Regions from separate parts of the Homo sapiens genome. Here all the other regions are linked to region 1. The links are chromatin loops, found by intact Hi-C in ENCODE. Cell type or tissue: dorsolateral prefrontal cortex. All regions are shown on one strand.

Region 1 (5,000 bases):
CACTTGGTCCGATTTAGGTGCCACCTCTAGATTAATCTTCAGCTACTGCACTGTTTTGCATTTGAAACACAGTGGGTTTCATCCAGCACGAGAAGGTGGATGATCAGAGCATCTGCAATTTATTAATAGGCATCCACTCAAGGTAGGCACATATGTGATGAACACTAGTTTTGTTAGCAAGGAATATTTAGCTAAATTGTCATTTTTTGAAGGCTAATTTTAGAAAGCATTTTGAAATATCTGATAAATACATGTGTTTTAAGCACAGATTTTTCATAATGGATTTTATAGAAGTTATTTCCAAAGTGGTCCCAGTTCAGGAGTTCCAGATTAAAAGGAAAAGAAAAGAGAAGAGAAAAACAAACCTAAACAGCTTGGAGTTTAGTTCACTTGAAACAGTCCCTGAGAAACAGCCAAGGATACTCATGAATAGCCACTTTCAGATCAAACTGAAAATATTGACTAGGAGAGGCCAGTTTTGGCAATGAGAAGTGTTTTCTTGTTAGATTTTTTTTTTTTTTGAGACAGGGTCTCACTCTCTCACCCAGGATGGAGTGTAGTAAATCATTGCTCATTGCAGCCTTGAACGACTGGCCTCAAGCAATCATTCTGCCTCAGCCTCTCAAGTAGCTAGGACTACAGGAATGTACCACCACACACAGCTACTTTTGCTTATTATTATTATTATTATTATTATTGTTTTAGAGATGGGGTCTCACTATGTTGCCTAGGCTGGTCTTGAACTCTTGGACTCAAGCGATCCACCTGCCTCGCCCTCCAGAGTAGCTAGGACTGCAGGCGTGTACCACCACACCCAGATAATTTCCCTTCCTTTTTTTGTTTGTGGAGATAGGGTCTCACTAGGTTGTCCAGGCTGGTCTTAAAATCCTGGACTCAAGCAATTCTCCCACCTTGGCCTCCCAAAGTGCTGGGTTTACAGATATGGGCCACTGTACCTGGCTGGATTTTTATTTTCTAAATTATTGTATCCTTATGGCAGTGTTTTTAAAAGGCAACAATAACTGTGTCTATGACTTTCCTCTTTCAGTTTTTTTTTTCCTCAGCTCTAATGTGAGAAGATTGTATTAGGTGATGGCTGGGATGCTCCAACCCTAAGATTCTCCACAATACTGGCATGATTCCGAATTTCTTACAAACCCTCTTGTCTCTAACTCACACGCAAAATCATGTTCTTCCAGGGCAAGACATAGCGTGCTCCCTGACTCTTCCCCACTGCTTCCTTCCTTCCCTCCCTCCCTCGCTCCCTTCCTCTCTTCCCTCCCTCTCTCCCTCCCTCCCTCTATCCCATCCCTCCTTCCCTTCCTTCCTTCCTTCCTTCCTTTGTTCCGTCTTCCTCTCTCTCTTTCTTTCTCTTTTTCTTTTTTCTTATGCAACACTGAAGGAATCAGTATTTTTGCTTTTCTTCCAGTGACTCATTTTATCTTGGAAAGCAGTTGCTATAAACTATGTATCCCCAGAATTCATCTGTGGGAATCTTAAGCCCCAGTGTGATGGTGTCAGGAGGATGGGGCTTTGGGAGGTGATTAAGTCAGGAAAGCAGAGGTCCAGGAGCCCCCTGGTCTCTCCTCTCCCACCGTGTGAGGTTATGGCAAGGAGAAGGTGCCATCGACGGGCCAGGAAGCAGGTCCTCACCAGCCACTGCATCTTCTGGCACTTTGATCTTGGACTTCTAGGCTCCAGAAGTGATAAATTAAAGTCTGTTTTTTTTAAAGCCGTCCAGCCACGGTATTTTTGTTATAGAAGCCTGAGCAGTCTAAGACAGTAGGGTGGTGATGGAGGACAAGGGAAAAGTGGAGGATCCTGCTGGCAGCCTCTAGTCTGGAAACGATCCATGTGAATAACCAACATTATAAAATCTCAGTGTTGGGTGGCTGTACTCACTGGAAAGTGATCAGTTGTTTGGCAGATTTTAAAGAATGACTGAAGTTTGACTCAAGAATGTATATGATATAAATTCTCATGTTTCAATTTTTAAGTCAATTGCAAGATAATTTATATTTTAGGCAGCATGGAGGGTGCAAGATAATAGCTGTAGACACCGAATTGCAGGATTTCCTGAATGAAAGCGTGTGAGCTTGGCCATGTTATTTATTAATTTGGGATGATAAGACTCATTGCCAGTTTTTAAAAATATAATTTCACCCATGAAGACCTGACAACGTGTGCATGTTGGGTATGAAGGGAGATGTCAATGCGTTTGTTCTTGGAGGAAGAAATAGTTGTCCTGAGCTGCCACCTCTGGAGCACTAGGGGTCACTGCAGGTCCACTGATGCCACAAGCAGGGCGCCTGAGCGCGCCAGGTCTGCTGCCAGCTGTGTGTGGGTCCCACTGCCAGGCACGGCTGCTCTCCCTGGCTGTGCACAAGAAAATGTTTTAGGATCCAATCTCCAGGTGCCCCCCTCAACCTTTCTGACCTGTTAAAATAATAATCTAGTGTCAAATACCATCAATCTGGTGTCACATATTCTACTATTTGGGGTAATTTAAAATTACCTTGTAAGCCAAATACAGAAGAATACCCTCCTGCTGCTGCGTTTATTTCCAGACCCAGAGAGCTCACTATTGTCCTCAGTCACTTTTTTTGAGACTGGAATCTCTCCTGTGATGAGTCAAACATTTGTTGACAGAGAACTGGCCATATTTCATCCCAAGGGAGTAATCCCAAGCAGATCCGTTTCAACACCAAGCCAACACAGGCTTTCTGACAAAATCAAACACTGGCATGTAAGAATTGTTAGATGCAGGCTGGGCGCGGTGGCTCACGCCTGTAATCCCAGCTCTTTGGGAGGCCGAGACGGGCAGATCTCTTGAGGTCAGGAGTTGGAGACCAGCCTGGCCAACATGGTGAAACCCCGTCTCTACTAAAAATACAAAAATTAGCTGGGTGTGGTGGTGGGCACGGGCACTTGTAGTCCCAGTTACTTGGGAAGCTGAGGCAGGAGAATTGCTTGAACCCAGGAGGCGGAGGTTGCAGTGAGCTGAGATCGCACCGCTGCACTCCAGCCTGGGTGACAGAGTGAGACTCTGAATCAAAAAAAAAAAAAAAAAAAAAAAAAAAGATTGTTAGAGGCAGTCTTCTTAAAGACGTTTGTGCTATGTGGAGGCAGGGTCTCTTCGTTCCGACTTGGACTGGCTCATCTGTGGGGAGGGAAGAGGACAAAAGTGGCCCTTTACTCTCTTACCATGGAAATCTCACACAAAGAAAGGCACACCGCTCAGCGAAGTTAGTTTTCACAAAGAAATTGGAGTGAACATTAAGTTAATTACTTGAGGAAATTAGGGGGCTTTTATTAAGAGAAAAAATTGAGTTCCTCTAAACCAGAAGTAGCCACAACCCTTTTATTTCAATTCATGTGCTCACTCCCCAAAGCACCCTTTAATAACGTCTAAATTGGGCCATTGACACTATCCTCAGACTTCAGCTTTGAAGCTGGTGTATACATTGACAAGCAACAGCATCTTGCGTGTTTACGTTCTCTTTGATGTTGGCAAACTCAACAAATTGCTGGATAAACCCTTTCCCTTGTTGGCCACTAAGAGCTCCTCTAGGGCAGGATTAACTCCCTGTGTATCCATTTCATAGACACTTTTTAATTTTCCTTTTTGGTACAGTAGCAGAGGAGCTATTTTCTTCAACAATAATCGTGGGATGTGTACGTCTGAACTGAAGATCTCTGCAATGGGTTAATTGATTCCCTGACAAAGGCCTCTGTCATCTAAGAACCCAGCCCTTCAAGTCCATTAGACACATTGATTTTAAGCGGACAAAAGAAATCAAATCGTTTGGATGCTTAGCTCCGAGAAGTAAATTGATCTTTTTGATGCACGTCAAATGGACTCATTACGGGCTCGTGCTGCAGGCCACATGATTGCCAGTTTTCTCTTTTGTTTGAGGTCAAGTCCTCTTGGAGGGATGGACAGGGACTGAGTCTGTTCCTGGGGAGGCCGATCTCTGGTGGGACACCCCCTCTTCCTTCTTATTGTGTGCTGTTAGCCGAGCCCCCATAAAGGGAAGGCCCACACCCTGCAAGTGGGCTGCAGAGTGCCAGTTCTCAGTGATCACAGAGGGAGACACCCTAAACAGAGCTCACAGCTGCTCACACAAACCACGTGCTGGCAGATGGATTTCCAAGTCCGGCCTGGACCTCAGTGTCAGTCAACCCCACCACCTCATTTTCTCCATCCTAGAAAACCCCACCGGCCCAGCACAGGGCATGTTCTGAAACCGCAGGGTCGGGACTTGCTAGATGAGAAATTAATACAGGCGTTCTTGAGAAAGAAGAGAGAGACCAAACATCAGAGTGGAAAGGAGACACAGGTTCAGCATTCCAGGGGCCACTACACACTCATAGCTCTGAACGCCGACAGGATGCCCCGGCATGTTGTGCTGTCTCTGAGCTGTGCGGGTCTTGTCTGGCCGGCCTCCCTGGGCTGGGCCTGCGATTGTTCCTGCAGCCACCTGCCTGGCACACGCAGAGGCCTCTGGATTTGGCCCAGTGGGAAGCAGAACAGGGGCCCCGTGGAAGGGATGGGAGTCTGGCATGCTACATTTTACCAGACGCACCTGTGCCTAGCCCCTGCCTCTGTGGTACTATTGGTACGCCAAGAGATCTTCCGAAAATGTGAATGGGCTCCTACAACTTCCCCGCTTGAAGCTTCACTCTGGCTTCCTGAGTCCTGACGAGGCCCCTGCATCCTCTGTCTCCTGCGCCTCCCCTGTACCTCCCCTCCCACCATGCTCTCCCTGGCTCACTAAGTTCAGCCACATGGGGCTTTCTGCTCCTCCACCCTTTGTGATGCCTCATGGCCTTTGCACCTGCTGTCCCAGCCACCAGGCAGGTGTATGACCCGGGTCTGCACTCTGAGGATCCTTCTCATGAGAGAGATTACGCTGCTCCAAGAAGCCTTTCTCGACCTCTCCAAAGGGCAAGTCATTATGATACTTGAGTTCTTCACAGGTTCTTCCTGAAAGCATCTT
Region 2 (5,000 bases), 1.1 Mb after region 1:
TGGGCTGTCACATAGGAATTTTACCAGGCACAGTGTCTGGAGTGACCAGTGAGTCCCATTTCAGACTCTGACCTCCAGAACTGAAGAATAATACATCTGTGCTGTTTTAGGCCACCAGGTTTTCGATACTTCGTTGAAGCAGCAATAGGAAATGAATGGAGGATATTGGTTTGAATGTAGTAAAACTTCCAGGCCGCACTCACGTGCTTCGTCATGTTTTTGAAGCTACAGAAGTAAGTGATCATCTCACAGCCCTAAGGTAGTTCAGCATTCTCTCCTGGGTCTTTTGAATTTGGGGAAACCAGGGACTGGTTCCCTACCCCAGCTCCCCCGTAGGCAGCATGGTGAAGCTATCCTATGCCCCAGGGCTGAGATGGGGCATGAAGTTGAATGGAGTGCCAAAAATCTTGGTAGCCAGGATAAAAAATATTTAACTCAATATTTTAAAAACTCAAAATTAATGCAAAAAACTCCATGATGAAAAAAAGGCTGCAACAGTGAACACAGGCAGGACTGTTTCTGCCCTTTCAGACTCAGCCGCCCCCACCTCTCCTGCCAGGCCCTGCTGCACGTGGTCACTCCGTTTCTCAGCCCTTGGACTTGTCTATTTCAGACTGTAACATCCCTGGCACTCCCCCACGCGCAGCACAATCTCTGGCTACTCTGAAATGTAAATGGGTGACTTATCCAAAGCCACCTAAATGAGCCAGAATTTACAACTTCACTTCTATGTAAGTCATTTGTCTTTTCTAGAGGGAAGGAATGGACACAGTTCAGGGAGCATCAGAGAAGCTTCAGGGTGGATTTATGCTCAGCATTTAAAATCTTTAACCCAAACCAAGCCCGGTATACCCAAAGGACTTCCCGCTTACTGCTCTTTAGGGCTCAGATATTTCAAAGACATAAAGCAAACCACACAGGTCAGCATTTTTCTAATGTTCTGGACACCATGCTGAGTTCAAATCGACTCATTCACAATGAATCATAATAACATCGGAAGCAATGCCAAGAGAGTCAGAGAGGCCGGGCACAGAGGCTCACACCTGTAATCCCAGCACTTTGGGAGGGTGAGGCAGGCGGATCACTTGAGGTCACGAGTTCAAGGCCAACCTGGCCAACAGGGCAAAGTCCCGTCTCTACTAAAAAAACACAAAAATTAGCCAGGCGTGATGGTGAGTACCTGTAAGCCAAGCTACTCAGGAGATTCTCAAGTCTCCGCTGAGGCAGGAGAATCACTTGAACCCAGGAGGCGGAGGTTGCAGTGAGCCAAGATCACACCAGCGCACTCTAGCCTGGGTGACAGAGCAAGACTCCCTCTCAAAAAGAGGAAAAAAAAAATTAGCCAGACATGGTGGTGAGCACCTGTAAGCCAAGCTACTCGGGAGGCCGAAGCACGAGAATTACTTGAACCGGGGAAGTGGAGGTTGCAGTGAGCAGAGATCGTGCCTCTGCACTGCAGCCTTGGCCACAGAGAAAGACTCTATCTCAAAAAAAAGGAGAGTCAGAGAAGAAGATTCAGCCTGGTTATCATTGTGCATCAGAGGTCGTTCATTCATTCACTCCCATCATTCAGTCACTCAACAAATATCCCTCAGCCACCTGTATATTTATGCTGTAGCTCCATTTTAGACAGGGACACAGCAGTGAACTAAACAGGAACTCAGCTTTCCTGGAGCCCACATTTTCATGCAAGAGACAGAGAATAAACGTGTCATCAAACAGTCACATATCAGAAAGTGAAAGCGTTTTGAAGAAGCAATAGAAGATGATGTGATGCATGATGAAGATGGAGGAGGGGGTCTGCCTTAGGTTGGCTTGTCCAGGGACGCCGAGGGACCAGGAGCCAGCTTGCTAATATCGAAGGACAGAGTTTCAGGCCAGGAGAACTAAGGGAAAAGCCCAAAGTCAGGAGAAAGCTTGATGCATGCAGTGAACAGAAAGAAGGTCTGGGAGGGAGATGGGGGAGGCAGGGCTGACGTGTAGAGGCGGTGAGTAACTCCACACAGAGCAGGACTCCGGAGCAAACCACTTTCTTTTTTTTTTTTTTTTTTTTTTTTTTTGAGGTGGAATCTTGCTCTGTCACCCAGGCTGGAGTGCAGTGTCATGGTCTTGGCTCACTGCAACCTCCGCCTCCCGGGTTCAAACAATTCTCCTGCCTCAGCCTCCCAAGTAGCTGGGATTACAGGCGTGTGCCACCATGCACAGCTAATTTTTGTATTTTTAGTAGAGACCAGGTTTCACCATGTTGGTCAGGCTGGTCTTGAACTCCTGACCTCCAGAGATCTGCCTGCCTCAGCCTCCCAAAGCGCTGGGATTACAGGCATGAACCACCGTGCCCAGTGGCAAACCACTTTTTTTTTTTTTTTTTTGAGACAGAGTCTCACTCTCGCCCAGGCTGGAGTGCAGTGGCGCGATCTCAGCTCACTGCAACCTCTGCCTCCCGGGTTCAAGCGATTCTCCTGCCTCAGCCTCCCGAGTAGCTGGGATTAGAGGCGCCTGCCACCACACCCGGCTAATTTTTGTATTTTTAGTAAAGAGGGGAATTTGCCATGTTGGCCAGGCTGGTCTCAAACTCCCAACCTCAGGTGATCCGCCTCCCAGCAAACCATTTTTTAAGGATAGCCCCCACCTTCCGTCAAGCAGTTGGTGAGATTCCCATTAGATGTCCAGCATTTCTTATTCAGCCTGCTATCTAGTGGCCGAAACATAGAACTACAGGCTATTTTCAAAAACTGCAAAGAAATTTTCTTGAATGCCTCCAACAACGAAATTGTGCAGAGAAGAATACCGTTAGCTTTTGCCAGAATGTTCGTATGGAACCTGGTCACTCAAGTTGTTTTTCCAAAACCTCTTAGGTTCAAAGTCAATACGATTTTTGAACACACCAGTCGTCTGTCATGTACGGGGACATACGCCCTTGCAGATTTGCTCCCGCACTTTGAGAGAATGAACATGCCTCAAGCCTGGGCTTCCCTGGAAGACAGCCTGAGATGCGGCCTCAGGAGCAGGAGTGAGGAACAGGGAGTGAAACCGGGGAGAAAGGAGAGTAGGAGAAAGAGAAGTTCCGGAGCTGGTGGCCACCCTGGGTGCCTGGGGCCGGACTCCCTGGGTCCTTTGGAGGAGCCTTTTCAAATGCATCTCAGAGCTGTCTGCTTGGGCACAAGACAGGGTAGGCGGGGGAAGCTATCCATTGGTCTCATCCTCCCTCCACGAGCATGATTCCTTGAGCATAGCTGCCAGCTCCCGGGTTATCCAAGGGCCAGTGCTGAGCAGGTTTCCAGGCATCCCCACTGTGGAGTCAGAGGTGAGTTCTGGAAAGTCATCTAGGTGAACTGAGGGCACTCCTCGCATGGGAAGACCCGAACAGAGACGGCCAACTCAGAGGCGCTGACCTGGACAGACGCCTTGCACACACGCTGGAATTTTTCCCAAGACAGAAATGGTCTGGGAACCGCCAATGGGGCACTTCCCAGAGCGTTGGATCCAGACACCCTCCCCTCATTCACCCGGTTCTTCCAGGGACTAGTGTTGGCCCCTGTGAGTTCCAGGAGCCGGCGTTTCCAAAGCTGCTTGCTGTGCTGGAGGAGATTTTCATCCTGAGCCTTGGACCAGGTTGGGGCGGGTCAGATCCTGAGGCTACAGGAGGCCGAGATCACCAACAGGCACTCGCCGGCCGTGTGTGGCATTTGGGGACACTCTGCTCAGCTTGGAGATTATTTTCTTCAGTTGAACTAATAGCTCGGTGTCCTCGCTAGGGCTGCTGCAGGACCAGATTTCCACTGACTTCGTGGCTTACCCAACTGGAATTTATGCTCCCTGTTCTGGAGGCCAGAAATCTGAAATCACAGTATTGGCAGGTCTGGCTTCCTCCAGAGGCTCTATGCCTCTTCCATCTCCTGGTGGCTGCCAGCGTCCCTTGGCTTGTGGCGGCATCGCTCCCATCTCTGCCTCTGTCTTCACTTGGCCTCCTCTCTGTGTCTGTGTCCTTTCCTGTCTCTTAAAAGGACACTTGTCGTTGGATTTAGGGTCCACTCAATTACAAATGATCTCATCTCCATTCTCTTTTTGTTTTTTATTTTTATTTTTTTCTTTGAGATGGAGTCTTGATCTGTTGCCCAGGCTGGAGTGCAGTGGTGCCATCTTGGCTTACTGCAACCTCCGTCTCCTGTGTTCAAGCGATTCTCCTACCTCAGCCTCCCGAGTAGCTGGGATTACAGGCACCCGCCACCACGCCCGGCTAATTTTTGCATTTTTAGTAGAGGGGTTTTCACCAAGTTGGCCAGGATGGTCTTGAACTCCTGACCTCAGGTGATCCGCCCGCCTCGGCCTCCCAAAGTGCTGGGATTACAGGTGTGAGCCACCGTGCCCGGCCCTCATCTTCATTCTTCATGACACCTGCAAAGGCCCTGTTTGGGAATGAGACCACATTCTGAAGATCTGAGTGAGCATGAATTTTGGGGGAACACCATTCAAACCACTAAACACACTGGAGAAAGAATCAGGGGATTTTTTTACTTTAGAAAATCCAGACTTCTGGCCAGGTGTGGTGGGCTCACACCTGTAATCTCTGCACTTTGGGAGGCCAAGGCGAGTGGATCACCTAAGATTGGGAGTTCGAGACCAGCCTGGCCAACATGGTGAAACCCCATCTCTACTAAAATTACAAAAATTAACCGGGCATAGTGGTGGGCGCCTATAATTCCAGCTACTCAAGAGGCTTAGGCACGAGAATCACTTGAGCCCAGGAGGCAGAGGTTGCCATGAGCTGAGATTATGCCACTGCACTCCAGCCTGGGTGATAGAGTGAGACTCTGTCTCAAAAAGGAAAAAAAAAAGAAAAAGAAAAGAAAGAAAATCCAGACTTCCAAAGACATCAGAAAATTGGTCAAGATTGGATTCTAGGCCCTAGGCTGTCTCCTTTGGAAGGGGCATCTCTTCTGAATTGCTGCAGTTCTGGTGGCTCAGAAGAGGCACACCTATACCCTCTCCCTGGCTGGTTA
Region 3 (5,000 bases), 940 kb after region 1:
GAAGAGAGAGAAGGAGAGAGAAAGGGACAGAAGGAGAGAGGAAGGGAGAGAGGGAGGGAGGTAGAGAGAGGGAGGGAGGGAGGCAGAGGGAGGGATGGAGGGAGAGAGGAAGGGAGGGAGGAGGAGAGGAAGGGAGGAGGGAAGAAGGGAGAAAGGAAGGAGGGAGGGAGAAGAAATCAAAGAAAATGGGAGCAAAGAACAGATGAAGAAAAGGAGGGAGGAAGAAAGGAGGGAGATGAAGGAAGGAAGGAGGGAGGGAGGAAGGGAGGGCAAAAGAAAGACAATTTCTAAGCCAAAAGCATTTACATGGGATCTAAGCACCCAGGCAGGAGTAGGCGATCCTGTCGTTTTGCCGCGTGGCACTCAGCACCAGAACCTGTGACTGGCATGAAACTGTCAGAGACTACTTGCTAGGCATGGGGACAAAATCCGACAGGTGCCAATGATTGGGCGGGATGACTGCTGTCATCTGCGACTTTGAAAAGAAAAAGAAATGAGAGCAGTTAAAGTACAAGTGTGTGGCGTGCTGCATCGCTCACTATCAGATGAAAATAAAAAAACACGCCCTCTGGAAGGGTTGCGCCTTGTACGCCGGGGCATAATCATCCCTTCCAGTACTCACTGAGCACCCAGTCCATATCAGAGTCCCTGCGAGGGACAGCTGATGAGTAAACATGCCTGACTGCTGCCCTCGGGAAGCTTCCAGGCTGGGGACTGGTGTTTATAGATGGCAAAGAGTGCAGTGTACACAGACACAGGTGCGGGGACAGAGGAAACCCAAATGGGAACCCCAGTCACAGTGGGTGGCCACGAAAAGTCCTTCCAAGGTGATTTCAACCAAGAAACATTTGAGGAGGTGCCAGCCGTGGGCGCAGCTCGGTTAGAGACAGAGGGTGAGCAAAGCTCAGGTGCCGGACAGAGAAGCCTGGAACGAGGAGGGGGCAGCGCAAGCTGTGCAAGGCCTCAGAAGCCAGGCCAGCAGTGGCATTTTCTTCTAGGTGCAAAGGGGAAGCCACCAGAGGGTCCTCAGCTGCAGTGGATAGAAGCGGACTTTGACTTGGTGCCTGTGGCTGCGGGGAGGGAGTGGGCGGGCTGGAAGGAGGAGGCTGCTGGAACAGCCCAGGCAAGACCCTACAGCCCCTCGGTCCGGGAGTGCAGTGGAGATGGGGTCCAGCTGCGTTTGCAGACAGAGCTCAGGAGAAGTGGGACAGATGGGAAGTGGGGCTCAGGGGAGAGGGCGCGGCGGGCTTGGGAGCCCAGGACCCAGGACGGTGTGCCCAGCTGCTTGTGCACGCACCTGCAACAGGCAGGGGCTGAGGCTCCAAGCAGGCCTTCCCCTGCAGCATTACCCCTAAGGCTGCAGCCCACCGGGGTCCTCCACAGACCCTGGCCCGGCTTCTACCAGTGCCAACATGTCACCATCCTCTTCCTTCTGAATTCCAGGATACCCCAGAAACGGCCTTCGGAGCTGATTCCTACAGCAGCGTTGTTTTGATGTGAGGCAAGCACCCCGCTGACTGGGGACTGCATTTGTCAGGGCTGACACAGATCACCAGGAGGCCTCCAGGAAGCGCACACAGGCAGAGGCAGGGGGAGGGGAGGGTCTCTCCATGCCTGGCCCCTCCCCTAATCACAGTCCCCAGCTGGAGCCTGCGGGCTCACACTCCTGGCAGGTGCCCAGCAGGCTTTGCAGAGCAACAGGTGCACCCACGCGAGGGCCCAGGAGATGGTGGAGAGCCAAGTGTCAGGATGACGCAGAGATGCCTCCTCCTGTTCTCAGAGGTGGGGACTGAGCTCACAGCGGGAAGGAAGCTCTTCTCTCTCTGCCTCTTCCCTCTCTGTATTTTCAGAGAATTCCAGACGCGATGCAAGCAGGATGCTCCCTGCTTGGTCAGGAGTGAGGCGGCCAGGAGGAGCCCCGAGTGCCTCCGCACCTTGGTGATGGCCCAGCCTCTGTGCCTGAGCAGTGAGCCCCACCTTGTGGCTCACCCGCGTCCTGGCCCTGCTTGCCGCGCAGCAGCTCAGTGCACACTCAGCTCGGTGCACACCCAGCTCGGGGCAAACCTGCCCTAGGGGCTGCACAGTCAGCCAGGGGCTTCTCTTCCCACCTCTGGCTGCATCCAGGGGCATCTACACCCAGGGTGGGGCTCAGAAATGGTCCCTTCTCCCCAAGAATACAGAGAGAATCAGGGTGAGAAGAACCACTTTAGAAAAGGGTTAGGTGTAAAACAGGAGAGGAGGGGAGGGAGGGAGACAGGGAGAGAGAGAGAGAGTGAGAGAGAGAGCTAGAGACTGAGATAGAGGTAGAAACAGAGACAGAGGAAGAGACAATGAGAGAAACAGAGACTGAGAGGAAGGAAGGCTACAGAAACAGAGACAGAGGAAGAGACAATCAGAGAAACAGAGACTGAGAGGGAGGAAGGCTACAGAAACAGAGACAGAGAGAGACACAGACAGAGAGGAGGACGAGGGCTACAGAGACTGAGAGAGTGACTATGAGAGACAGAAAAAGACAGAGGGAGAGAGGAGCTACAGAGACAGACAAGGAGATGACGAGACAGAGGCAGAGGGAGAGAAAAAGGGAGGCACAGCAGGAAAGACGGGGCCGAGTGAGGAGGAGTTGCCACGGCAGCAGCAGGGAAGGGGGAGAGCAGGGCCATTTGTGCTCCTGGCGCTGCCCGAGCTCAGGCTCTGCAGTCAGACCCAGTCCTCACCCAGCTCTTCACCCCACCCAAGTGGCCCGAGGCAAGGGACCCACCCTCTCTAGCTCACTGGAGAATCTGTGTCCCTAACAATACACCAGCCCAGGCACCCAATCACAACCCCCAGGCAGGCTGTCCCTATGCTGCTCGGGTGAGGTTTACATCTGTTGTCCTAGTATTATTATTATTGAGACGATGTCTCGCACTGTCACCCAGGCTGGAGTGCAGTGACATGATCTCGGCTCACTGCAACCCCCACCCTCCGGGTTCAAGTGATTCTCATGCCTCAGCCTCCTGAGTAGCTAGGATTATAGGCACCTGCGACCCTGCTCAGCTGATTTTTTGTATTTTTAGTAGAGATGGGGTTTGGCCATGTTGGCCTCGAACTCCTGACCTCAAGTGATCCACCTGCCTCAGCCTCCCAAAGTGCTGGGATGACAGGCGTGAGCCACTGTGCCCAGCCTGGTGTCCTTGTATTATTATTAGTCCACTCTCAAATGCTTCCCAGTATCGTACAATAAGCCACCAGGTCACACTACTTGGAAATCCACATAAGTGACCGGGCGCAGTGGCTCACGCCTGTAATCCCAGCACTTTGGGAGGCCGAGGCAGGCGGATCACGAGGTCAGGAGATGGAGACCATCTTGGCTAACACTGTGAAACCCCATCTCTACTGAAAATACAAAAAATTAGCCAGGTGTGGTGGCAGGCGCCTGCAGTCCTAGCTACTCGGGAGGCTGAGGCAGGAGAATGATGTGAACCGGGAGGCGGAGCTTGCAGTGAGCTGAGTTTGCGCCACTGCACTCCAGCCTGGGCGACAGAGCGAGACTCTGTCTCAAAAAAAACAAAGCAAAACAAAATCCACATAAGTTTTGCATTAACCTCCAATGTAGTTCACACATGCTTTGTCCCGAGTTTCCTCTGGGCTTAACTGGAAATCCAATCAACGCAGCAGGATCTGCATCTCGGATTTCATGCTGAGGACCTACTGTGTGCTGTGCACGGGCTGGTGCTTACACATCCTGGATGCGTTGAACTTCCAAGAATTATAGATGTTACGTTAAAACACTTTTAAAACATAAGAGAGAAGTAATATGTTACATAATGTTGGCCAGTGGCCTCCCCAAATCCGTAAGTAGAACGTAACTCGAAGTAAGAGTGAGACGGGAATTTCTCCCTGGGTTCTCAGTGCTCTGCACCGGGTGGGAATCCTGCTGTGGGCTGATCCCAGCACTTAAACATAAGTGCTTTCCATATTCCACGGCTTCCCCTAGTGCACAGCGCTGCAAGCTGTGAACGCGGTTGAGTATTGGCAGGTTTTTTTCCAGGGGAAGGGAGAGGCAATAGTGCATGTGCCCTCCCTCAGCTATTCCCCAAAGAGAGGTCATGATCTCCACTCTCCCGAAGAAGCATCGAGCAGAGGGCAGGAGAGGTGTCCAGGATCACTCAGCTTCCAAGAGCAAAACTTGAGATCTCAGCGCAGCCCTGCCTGAATGAAAGTTTGGAGGCTGATGTTTTCTACCGGGCCTCACATTTCCCAAACATTAAACCGTTGACTGACTATTAAAGCCATTAGCGTTTGAAGAAAAATAAGCTATCTTTAGTGAAAATGCAAGTCACATAGAACACTATGGCCAGAGCCCAGCCCATTCTGGATAAATGCTAGCTCTGGTCAATGTCATTATTCCAGAACTTATGTTTTTCTATAGCTGTGCACCATACAAACAGAACCTCCAAGCAAAATAGGTTTGAGCTACACTTTAAAAGTCTGACCCTGGGACAGTGTATAGATTCACAGCTTCTATTAAATGTCAAATGGATTTTAATTTCGAAGCTATAAAACAGAGCAATAAAATACCTAGGAAAATAGCTCAACCCTTTTCTACTTCTTAAAAGGAGAAATAACAGGATTGTGGCGGTAAAGAAAAAATCAATCTTTAGTAGGTTTGGAAAGCTTTGCTTAAATTGAAGTTTTCCAGGGGTGAGGTATATAGAAATAGAGATTATTCTGTTCCTACCAGGGCTGAATATGTTTAATCGTCATTTTTTAAAAAAAAATTAAAAATGGCTTTTTATTCAGTTCAGTAGGCTGTCCTCATAAGCTCCCTAAAGCAAACTTCCCTCCAGATTCCCATTATCTTTGTGCCAACAGCTGCCACCCCCACCCCGGGACCCTGTGCTCACCATTCACCTGTCAACACACATTTAGTGCCAGGTGCTGCCCAAGTGCTGGGGCTGCGTGCAGAAGAGCACAAAACCCCCCAGATGAGGCCTCACTTCCCCATTTTACAGTTGGAG
Region 4 (5,000 bases), 100 kb before region 1:
CCAGAACCCACACTGAAGGAGCAGCCACTCCCTGGGGGGGGTGGGATAGCGCACTGTCCTGGTGCCTGCATTCCATCCGCCAAGGTCCATCCCCTGGGCAGTCCAGGGGCAATGGAGTGGGAGGTGCATTCTACCCACGGAGAAGCCAGGGAGGGGGAGAGGGCTGGAGGAGCTGGGATCCAGTTATATAATCCACCACACACCCTTTCAAGGCAGGAATCAGAGGAAGACAGAATCAGCTCCGGACCCTGGGGGACACACATAGCTCTGTCTCCATCGAAGGCTGTCCAGCCTCCACCTTGGCTCCCTCTCTCACTCCTCACACCTCTTGTTGGCCATGGCTGTAGTGCCAGGGCACCCCGAGCCTGTGCAGGCATCTTTCAGCAGACGGGCACTAACACATAGCGGCTAAGCGCATAAATGCTGGGTGCTGGGTTCAAATCCCAGGTTATCTGGGTGGTTTTGAGCAAGTTATTGGACCTCTCTGAGCGTTGGTATCTTTGTCTGTATAATGGGAATGATAACAGCATCTACCTCATAGTGTGTTTGCACAGATTAGATGAGTTGGTATGAGTAAAACACTTAGAACGGTGCCTAATGTATTGCCAGCACCATGGAAGTGCTGATGCTGTGCAAGCCAAGCCCCCTTCAAACTTATGTCTCAGTTTAAAATGTGGGTGTCCCACCCGAAGGCTCCCGAGAGATGGCTGGTCTCCCTTTCCAGGGATGTTACTGCACTACAGAGATTGCAAATTGGCAGGCCAGAGGCCAAAACCAACACGCACACAGCTTGTTTGGTCTGTCTAGGATTTGAGAAAAATTGGAATTCATTCATAACATTTAAAACTTCGAGACGTCCCAGATTCATTTAGAAAGACGGGAAGAGGTGGCCAGGTGCTGTGGCTCTCGCCTATAATCCCAGCACTTTGGGAGGATGAGGCAGACAGATCACGAGGTCAGGAGTTCAAGACCAGCCTGGCCAATATGGTGACACCCCATCTCTACTAAAACTACAAAAATTAGCCAGGTGTGGTGGCGCATGCCTGTAATCCCAGCTACTCGGGATGCTGAAGCAGGAGAATTGCTTGAACCCAGGAGGTAGAGGTTGCAGTGAGCCGAGGTCATGCCACTGCACTCCAGCCTTGGGCAACAGAGTGAGACTCCCTCTCACGAAAAAAAAAAAAAAAAAAAAAAAAAAAGGGAAAGAAAGATGGAAAGAGGCTCATGCCTGTAATCCCAGCACTTTGGGAGGCTGAGGTGGGAAGACTGCTTGAGGCCAGGACTTCAAGAAAAATGGGAAGATCCCACAAAACTGGGCCCTCCCATCCCATATGTGGAGACAGAGAAGCAGCTGCCTGTTTAGATGGGGCACTGCCCCCCTTTCACCCCCGCCCTCCCCGCTCCCTAGGCACGCTGGAGGGTAACACCTGGGATCTCCTGGGCTAAGGACAACACAATTCAGGTTAATTTCACCTGCCTCTCTTTACTTTTTAAAATGTGGCTGCTGGAAAATTTAGCATCATGTATGTGGCTCGCGTTGTGTTTCTGTCAGACAGGGCTGGTCTCCAGTGACAGGTGACGCAGAGGTGGAGGGTGACTGGTGACAGGCTGGCTTCAGCTTAGGTCATTGGGGTGCGTGGTCTAGGGCATGTTAGGGGTCGTGTCTGAGCTCTACTGTTGACATCTGGAGAAAGGGCTCCTTATGACACACCTCGCAGGATTGCAGTGTTGATGAAGTGACTTTGATTTTAAGAGCCCGTCGCTGTGTAAACGCCAGCTCAGTCTAAGGGTGGCTGGGGTTCGTGGCACGAGAAGGACGTAACAGCGCCACCTGGCATCCTCTCTCTCCTTGGCTTGAGTTGTTACTGAATTCCTAATTTCTGATGGGTGAAATTAACCTGAATTGTGTGTTGCCCTTAGGCCGGGGGATCCCAGGTGTTACCCTCCAGCGTGCCTAGGGAGCGGGGAGGGCGGGGGTGAACGGGAAGCGGTGCCCCATCTAAACAGGCAGTCTAGCTATCTCCACATGTGGGATGCTCCCAGTTTTGTGGGATCTTCGCATTTATCTTGAACTCCCGGCTTCAAGCAATCTTCCCATCTCAGCCTCCCAAAGTTCTGGGATTACAGGCGTGAGCCTCTTCCCATCTTTCTAAGTGAATCCAGGACGTCTCGAAGTTTTAAATGTGATGCATCTCTTTACCACCCGGAGAGCTATTCGCAGAGAAGGTCTGAGCTGATGGAGGGATGGACGAGGTCTTGAGCACAGAAAGCTTCCCGCAGCAATATCGTCGAAGGACACAGGGGGGCAGCATCGCATCGCATCGCATCGCATCAGAGCTCCTGCCCGCACCGCTGCCGCTGCAGCCTCCTCCGCAGCGCCCCGCTCGCACCCCGCCACTCTCCTTGCCCTCTTTCCGGAGGCTTCCCTGCTTTGGCTTGACCTTGACCTGTCCTTGTCCTTCAAGGCACCATCCTCTTCCTTCTCTCTTTAATTTCCTCTCCCCTAATCCTGCCACTCCCAGCCCCCGTCCCAAGCAGTTTATTTCAGGACCAGCAGAGCCAAGGACACAAGGACCGTCTGTCAGAGTCTAGAACGCTCAAGATGATCTTCTACCCGCGTGCCCGTCCTGGCCCTGACCTCATGCACAGAAAGCCCGGTGTTTCCACGGAAGACTTCCCAGGCTGTAAATCACGTCCTAGTCTGACTTGCTCCGCCTTGAAGCCGACTGGAGAAAATGTCAAGTTTTGATACTTATTAATTTTTGCATAGTTTGCACCACAGCCAATCTTAGGAACTGACAGTGCTATGGAGTGTATAAGGGTAGTCGATTTTGCACGTTAACTTCGCGAGTCTGTGGTGCCTGGTTGTTGGCCCAATACTATTTAGATGTGAAGATATTTTGCAGATGTGATTAATATTTATAATCAGTTGACTTTAAGTAAAGGAGGTTACCCTTGTAATGTGAACGAGCCTCTCCCAATCTGTTAGAGAAGAAACGGAGGACAGACCACTTTAAACGCACGGGCATTAAAGGGATTTTTGTAGAAGTTTAGGATTTTACAAAATAAATTGTGCATGCACCGTTTGTTAGCGACTGCTGGAAAATTCACCTGTGCACCAGCCCTTTGTGTCTATTATGGGGCACAGAGGCAGCCCCTTGAGTGGGTATAGAAGGACAAGCTGCTGTAACAAACAGGCCCCTACGTTTTAAAGAAGAAATTCTGCCTCAAGATTATAACATAGAAATTCTGCCTGGGTTTTTAGCCTGCTGGCGTCCCCTGCAAGTCACCACTACAAGAAGGCCTCCACAGTCAGGAACCAGTTCCTTAAAATCTCTCTTCACTTAGCCATTTATCTCCGTCTATCATCTATTCATCAATTACCTATCCACCTGTCTATCTATCTACCTGTCTCTCGATCGATAGCTCTATCTAATCTACCTACCTATCCTACCTATACCTCTGTCTATTATCTATCTACCTATTCCTCTATCATCTATCTACCCACCTACCTATATATCTCTATCCGTCTATTATCTACCTACCTCCCTATACCTGTATCTGTTGATCCATCTATCTAATCTATCATCATTATCATTATATCTTTCTTCCCCCGAACACACACACACACTCACACACACTCTCACATACACTCTCACAACACACACTCACAAACTCAGACACACTCACGCTGTCACACTCACACACACTCACTCTCACACTCACACACTCGCTCTCACACACTCATACACTCTCACACATTCTCACACACACAGTCACACACACTGACACAAACACACACTTTCACATACACACACACACACATTCACACAAACTCACACACACATTCGCCGCCTGTGGGTTCTATTTCTCTGGAGAACCCTGCCTGATACAGGCGTCATGCCATGTTCCCAAGAGGAAGCCTGAGGCTGGAGGACCCTGAGCTTTGAGCCCACCGCTGCATGGTTCACTTCCTACAAAACTGCTCTCCCCCCTTGGAAGAGTACTTTCAAACAGGACGTATCACTTTAAACACACGGGCATGAGAGCGGTGTCTGTAGAAGTTGAGGGTTTTTATAAACCAATTGTGCATGTCCTGTTAGAGCCTGCTGGAAAACTCACCCATACAGGGGCCCTTTGTGTGTACTGTGGGACGCAGAGCAACCCTGGTGTGGGCACGGAGGGACCAGCTTCTGTAACCAACAGGCCCCTACGTTTCAAAGGCGCCTCACCATAGTCACGCGCTTTCCAACTCACATCCGCAGCACACACAGGGGCCCCTGGATGGCAAAGCTGGCAAGAGGAGAGAAAGTAGAGAAAAGACAGATTCCTAGATACCTCAGCCCATTTCACAGTAAGAGGGAAACACCAGTGGGGGCCAGGAAGAGGCACTGCCGGCGGGGCTCATGGTGGATGGGGCAGGACAGTTGTGTTAGACCTCAGCATTTCTGCCTTAGCCTCTACCCAATTTCTTTTCTTTAATGGGTTCTTCTTACACTTCTACCACAAAATTCCAGCCAAGGTGATACGGTTTGGCTCTGTGTCTCCACCCAAAGCTCCTGTTGAGTTGTAATCCCCTGTGTTAGCGGAGGGGCCTGCTGGCAGGTGATTGAATTAAAGGGGTGGACTTCTCCCCTGCTGTTCTCAATAGTGAGTGAGTGGTCATGAGAGACCTGCTTGTTTTAAAGTGGATGTTGCCTCCTCCTGCTCTCTCTTCCTCCTGCTCCAGACACGTAGGACGTGTTTGCTTCCCCTTCCTCCATGATGGTGAGTTTCCTGAGGCCTCCCCAGCCATGCAGAACTGTGAGTCAATCAAACCTCTTTCCTTTGTAAATTACCTGGTCTCAGGCCGTTCTTTACAGCAGCGTGAGAACAGAGTCATACAAGGGGGATTCTGCGTTCGTTACTGCGATTACTGTAACTAGAGCCAGCTTTCCAAACAGATCCATCCTTAAAAGTCCAGTGCTTAACCTGAGTGTGTGCACGGAGGGTGGGAGGTG
Region 5 (5,000 bases), 1.1 Mb after region 1:
CCAACATCAGATTTTTAGATTAACTGTAAATGTTAATAAATGAATATTACACTAACCTACTTTTGAATTCTAGGAATTTTGGAGAGTAAAAGGCTGAACCTTGTTAAAGAGAAAACCATTAATCAGACCATCGGCAACGTCGTCTACCATGCTGCCGATCTGTCGCTGTGGTGGCAGGTGCCGCAGTACTTGCTGATTGGGATCAGCGAGATCTTTGCAAGTATCGCAGGTGAGGACCTTTAGTGCCGGAGGTGTCTGAGTCCAGGCACAAGCGTGAGCGCTCGGGCATTCTGACTGTGCTGTTGGAATATGTTGAGACAAGGATAGCACAGCACTTCTGTAGTTTTTGGCAGTGTGTGGTTTAGAATATGAATCGCTAGGTAAACACACCAGTGCTGAGGTTCTCCATTCTTTGTGTAAAAACAGTATCGCAAAATATTTTCATGAAAGTTTGTTAACTACCTTGTAAGTGCCACAGGACAGAGAAGAAGAAAGCAATCGTGGTTGGATAGTTCCCAGCGGAGCCCTCGGCCATGCTGCCGTGGTGGCTGGGCTGAGCTCACAGCTCTCAGTGCGCTTCGTTTAGATGTACGTAAAGAAGCAGATCTAATTTTTAGAAACGTGTTCTCACAGGCCTCCCTTTTCCTATTAGTGAGATCCTGCAGTGGTTGAACAAGTGTATTCTGGGCAGATCTGTCCGGCTGCTGAGAGTGAGAGAGAAGAGAAGATGAGTGATATGCAGAGGTGGATGGATGTGTGGGTAGTAGTCAGTGGTGGTTTTCACTGTAGAAAACTCATCCAGAATTGGCTAATGAATTTGTAAAGGGAATAAATCACAACGGAATGGACTTCTATTTAGAATACACTACAAATCTCCGTGTCTAGTTATAAAAATCTAAATTTATAGATGGGCCTGCCAAAATAGTTTTGAAGTCTATTGCCCTTGTCACGGTGGCTCATACCTGTAACCCCAGCACTTTAGGAATCCGAGGCGGGTGGATCACCTGAGGTCAGGAGTTCGAGACCAGCCTGGCCAACATGGTGAATCCCTGTCTCTACTAAAAATACAAAAAATTAGCCAGGCATGGTGGCACGCACCTGTAATCCCAGCTACTCGGGAGGCTGAGGCAGGAGAATCGCTTGAACCAGGGAGGCGGAAGTTGCGGTGAGCCAAGATCCTGCCATTGCACTCCAGCCTGGGCAACAAGAGCAAAACTCCGTCTCAACAAAAAAAAGATAAAGTATATTGCCTCTGAAATAGAATCCTTATGTAGATTTCCCAGTTTAGTGTGTGTACTTTGTTTTCAAACTCCCATTCCTTGACAATATAGGAAAATTTTTTCTCTAATCTCTTTAAGGAACACAAAAGTCTAAGAGCCAACAAATCACATTACCTTTAAGCTTGAGAGCAAGGAGTTTAACTTTCTGCTCATTGAATTTATTAGGAATTATCCTAATGGCTAGGAGAATGAACAGTTGGCCCATAGCCATTGATTCTTGGTCGCTAGTAAGCATCGTCCTCCTAATAGAAAAGAGGTTGTGCCTGTCTGCAGGACTCAGTCCCTAGGAGACCCCACGCTTCCTCTGCTATATTAGGTGAAAGCTTTGATCCCATGTGTTAAAGTGCCCCTTTCACAAAAACGACCCTCCCTTTTCTTTCCTCAGGCCTGGAATTTGCATACTCAGCTGCCCCCAAGTCCATGCAGAGTGCCATAATGGGCTTGTTCTTTTTCTTCTCTGGCGTCGGGTCGTTCGTGGGTTCTGGACTGCTGGCACTGGTGTCTATCAAAGCCATCGGATGGATGAGCAGTCACACAGACTTTGGTAAGAGCCAGCATCCTGTCCCTTTTGAAAATAGCCAGTGAGGGGGAGGCGCAGGCACTCAGGAGATGGCTGAGTGAGCGGAGGTGTTTTCACGTGGATGGCCTGTCCCGAGCTGCCTGTCCACCGCTCCTTCCACAGCACTGCTCTGTGCTGCTTGCATCACTGTGTTTCCTTACATCATGAACGGTTTTCAGGAGACAAGCAGGCCTCTCTTCTCATCCCAGGGGCCAAGCCTGCCCTGGCCACAGCCCAGCGAGCAGCTGCTGCAGCCACCGCTCCTTACGGGGACGTCCTTGACAGACAAGCACCTTCTCCACGCCCGTCCAGCTCAGTCTTCGTGAGGCAGCTGAATCTGTACCCCAAGCTTCCCTTTCTTTAACTTGGTGGTGTACTTTCGTTTTCTTTTCCTAACAGCACCTTTTCTGATACGAAAAAGACAAGATAGATAGTAAGTTACTTTTAAAAATAAACATATTACTTGTGATCAATCATAATGGGTTTTTACAATTAATACCAGTAGGTGGCATCTTGAGTGTTGAACAGAACCACTCATAAAAGCTGAGTTTTGCTTTCTCCAGGTTTACGATGCCTTTAAATGGACCCAGCAAGCGAAGGTTTCTTCTTTCTTTTCCTTTGTAAAAATATTTTATCTACAGAAACAACCTTGTTACTTTTTCTTGTATAATCATGTGGCATTTGCTCTGGTCCGGTAGTACTTAGCCACTTTTAGGTTACAAATCCCCTTGAGAATCTGGTGAACGTTTAGGGACTTTTCTGCAGAAATTGCAGAATTCCCAGAGCCCTTCCATGAGTATAGGCCTGTGGAGTCCTAATGTAAAGCCCAGAACTCCAAGCCACCAATGTCCCATGGACACTTGTCACTGATGTTTTCTGGCTGTGGGTGCCACCTCCATGGCCAGCTCAGGGCTGCTTGCTCTGAGGAGGACATGTGGATTTGGGGCTGGTGTTTCATTCCCACCTTCTCCTGAAGATGAACAGCCCGAGGAATAAGATCCTCTTGTGGTACATGGGACAGACTTCCTTCAAAGAAAGACCAAAGTCCATAGTTCTGAAGACGAAGATTCTGGTTCTTGGTTTTTGTTTTATCTTTAAATGTGTCATAAAGGATTGGCTGGTCATTCTCGTTGCTTTCTAGTCATTTAATCCTCATTCTTAATTTAATTTCACATCTCAGAGTTGACCTTTCATTCATCATTTCTGTCTGACAGGTTGTTTGTGGACTTCCCCTGCATTGGTGCTCTCAGGGCGTGTGTGCTGGGGATGGGCCAGGATCTGTCTGTTGTTTTCAAGAATGGGAAATGTTTCATGAAGGAGGCGTGTTTGCCAGCAGCCCCCAGGCTGTGCCCCCTGGCTGCATGGCAGCCTCCTTGGTTCACACCAGTAAGGAGAGTTGGAGCTCATCTGTCGAGCAGCCCTTGGCGTCCTGGGTAGAGAAATAAAGGCTGTGACATGGGAAATCCACAGGAAGCCCGCTCCTCAGAGAGAGTTCTCCCTGAATTTGTGTGGCCTTGGAAGGAGCAGCAGCTCTCAGGCCAGGTTCCGGGGGTGTCTGTGCCACCCTTATCCCTGGCCCTACCTCACCATCTCGTGACCGACACAGGAAATAGCTTTCTGTAAAGTCACAGCACTGTGAAGGGAGAGTCCCCAGAGTTTTGTTACATTGTGTTTTTCTTACCGACCTCCCAGCAGGCTCCTTTTATTAGTGTTATTTAAGCTGGGGAGAACGTGCATACCATAGTAAAGGTCTCTAATCTTAAGCACAGCTTGCTGTGTTTGCAGTCTGGATCTCAGTGGAGGAACTTTTGGAAGCCCTCCTTGCCTCTCTCCTTAGTTTACTGCCCCCCTCAGAAGGTAAACCTGTTCTATTCCAGCGTTGGTCCCCACAGGTTACCCTCGCCTGTCCTGTGCTGGGCTGTGGCTGTCTCCTTTCACTTAGCACTTCTGTCTGTGAGCATCTCCCCTGTACTTCTGAGTACTGCTCCTTCGTACGAGCCGTCACGAGGCATTTATCCATGCTGTTGTCGGTGGGTGCCCAGATGTTGGCAGTGTGGGGCTGTTGTGAATACCTGCCCTGCCTGTGAGCCTGGGGGGCGGGTGCGCTCATTCCTTGGGGACCCAAGAGTCTGTCTTGTCAAATGTCAAAACCCTAGTGTTTGCCATCTTCCTGTGTAATTATCCTTCTGTCTGTGAAGAGGCCCAGGAATGCACGGCAGGTTTTCTCCCAGGCGACTTAGGCGTTTCCGAATACCCTGTGTAATGCCACCCTGAGACAGACCCTGACGAGGCGTGGTGTGTCTGCCTGCGGGCTTGGACCGCACCTCCACTCCCGCAGGGCCGCGCAGCCTTCAGTTCATGTGGCCTCAGCCTTCAGTTCACGTGGCCTGCCAGCTTTAGCTCGGGAAGTTTTCAGTGACTGGTACATTTGGGGAGACTCGTATTTCAAAATAGGCACATAAAATGATGTCGTTTATATTTTGATGACAACCTCGTCTCAGTAGCGTCAAATGCCAGTGTTGGGACAGCAGTGACAGCTAGTGCCAGGCTCCAGGAAGCTGGGGTTTGCATTTCCACTGAGTGCCCAGGACAGAGCCTGGTAGGTCGTAAGGGTTGAACGAATAGTGTAAAACATCTGTTGAAAAAATAAAGCTTTAGTCTGGTAGAATTCAGGGTATTAGCAGCTGTCTTTCTAAATCAGTAGACACAGGAAATGATCTTCTTTAATTGGTGTGAATGAGCACTCTTTAAAAATGTGTGAGATCTCACCATACAGATGTGTGGGTTTTTTTTTTTTTTTTTTTTTTTTTTTTTGAGATGGAGTTTCACGTTTGTTGCCCGGGCTGGAGTGCAGTGGTACCATCTTGGCTCACTGCAGCCTTTCACCTCCCGGGTTCAAGTGACAATTCTCTGGCCTCAGCCTCCCAAGCAGCTGAGATTACAGGCGCCAGCCACCACGCCTGGCTAATTATTTGTATTTTTAGTAGAGACGGGGTTTCATCGTGTTGGCCAGGCTGATTCTGAATTCCTGACCTCAGTTGATCACCCACCTTGGCCTCCCAAAGTGCTGGGATTACAGTCATAAGCCACTGCGCCTGGCCCAGACGTGTATTATATTGTGTTTATTTGATAAATGCACTGTTGAACATGCAGTATATGTT

Evidence for each region. A loop is a pair of places that touch in the nucleus more often than their neighbours do. Peaks named below come from ENCODE experiments on the same cell type or tissue, not always from the same donor. Only the 100,000 strongest peaks of a DNase experiment are listed, where the experiment ranks them.
Region 2: a loop joins it to region 1, with 4 times the contacts of the local background. A loop is called at or near these places in 26 of 110 quality-filtered maps.
Region 3: it touches region 1 in a loop (6-fold over the local background); 20 of 110 quality-filtered maps call a loop at or near these places.
Region 4: a loop joins it to region 1, with 8 times the contacts of the local background. A loop is called at or near these places in 11 of 110 quality-filtered maps.
Region 5: it touches region 1 in a loop (3-fold over the local background); 25 of 110 quality-filtered maps call a loop at or near these places.

What each region holds. Positions count from the first base shown.
Region 1 is chr12:129,908,921-129,913,920 of GRCh38, reverse strand. No RefSeq gene overlaps it. Among named protein-coding and RNA genes, the nearest start is that of TMEM132D, 7.4 kb to the right of the region's middle. In dorsolateral prefrontal cortex, CTCF peaks have their summits at 2,059 and 2,264 (motif pointing right); a DNase peak (open chromatin) is centred at 2,300; H3K27ac peaks cover 818 bases.
Region 2 is chr12:128,780,182-128,785,181 of GRCh38, reverse strand. No RefSeq gene overlaps it. Among named protein-coding and RNA genes, the nearest start is that of SLC15A4, 41 kb to the left of the region's middle. In dorsolateral prefrontal cortex, a CTCF peak has its summit at 2,698 (motif pointing left); no DNase peak of the experiment used is centred here.
Region 3 is chr12:128,966,554-128,971,553 of GRCh38, reverse strand. The region is part of intron 11 of GLT1D1 (glycosyltransferase 1 domain containing 1); the gene reads right to left. Among named protein-coding and RNA genes, the nearest start is that of GLT1D1, 120 kb to the right of the region's middle. In dorsolateral prefrontal cortex, CTCF peaks have their summits at 1,778 and 1,977 (motif pointing left); DNase peaks (open chromatin) are centred at 430 and 1,973; H3K4me3 peaks cover 589 bases; H3K27ac peaks cover 2,149 bases; H3K27me3 peaks cover 1,843 bases.
Region 4 is chr12:130,011,447-130,016,446 of GRCh38, reverse strand. No RefSeq gene overlaps it. Among named protein-coding and RNA genes, the nearest start is that of LINC02418, 28 kb to the left of the region's middle. In dorsolateral prefrontal cortex, CTCF peaks have their summits at 2,086 and 2,287 (motif pointing right); DNase peaks (open chromatin) are centred at 1,836 and 2,306; H3K4me3 peaks cover 1,192 bases; H3K27ac peaks cover 988 bases.
Region 5 is chr12:128,796,083-128,801,082 of GRCh38, reverse strand. It overlaps SLC15A4 (solute carrier family 15 member 4), which reads left to right. Exons shown (of 8, transcript NM_145648.4): 6 at 74-229; 7 at 1,666-1,824. Among named protein-coding and RNA genes, the nearest start is that of SLC15A4, 25 kb to the left of the region's middle. RefSeq lists enhancers at 3,285-3,579, 3,573-3,802, 2,720-3,919. In dorsolateral prefrontal cortex, a CTCF peak has its summit at 2,354 (motif pointing right); DNase peaks (open chromatin) are centred at 1,908 and 4,182; H3K4me3 peaks cover 504 bases; H3K27ac peaks cover 4,231 bases.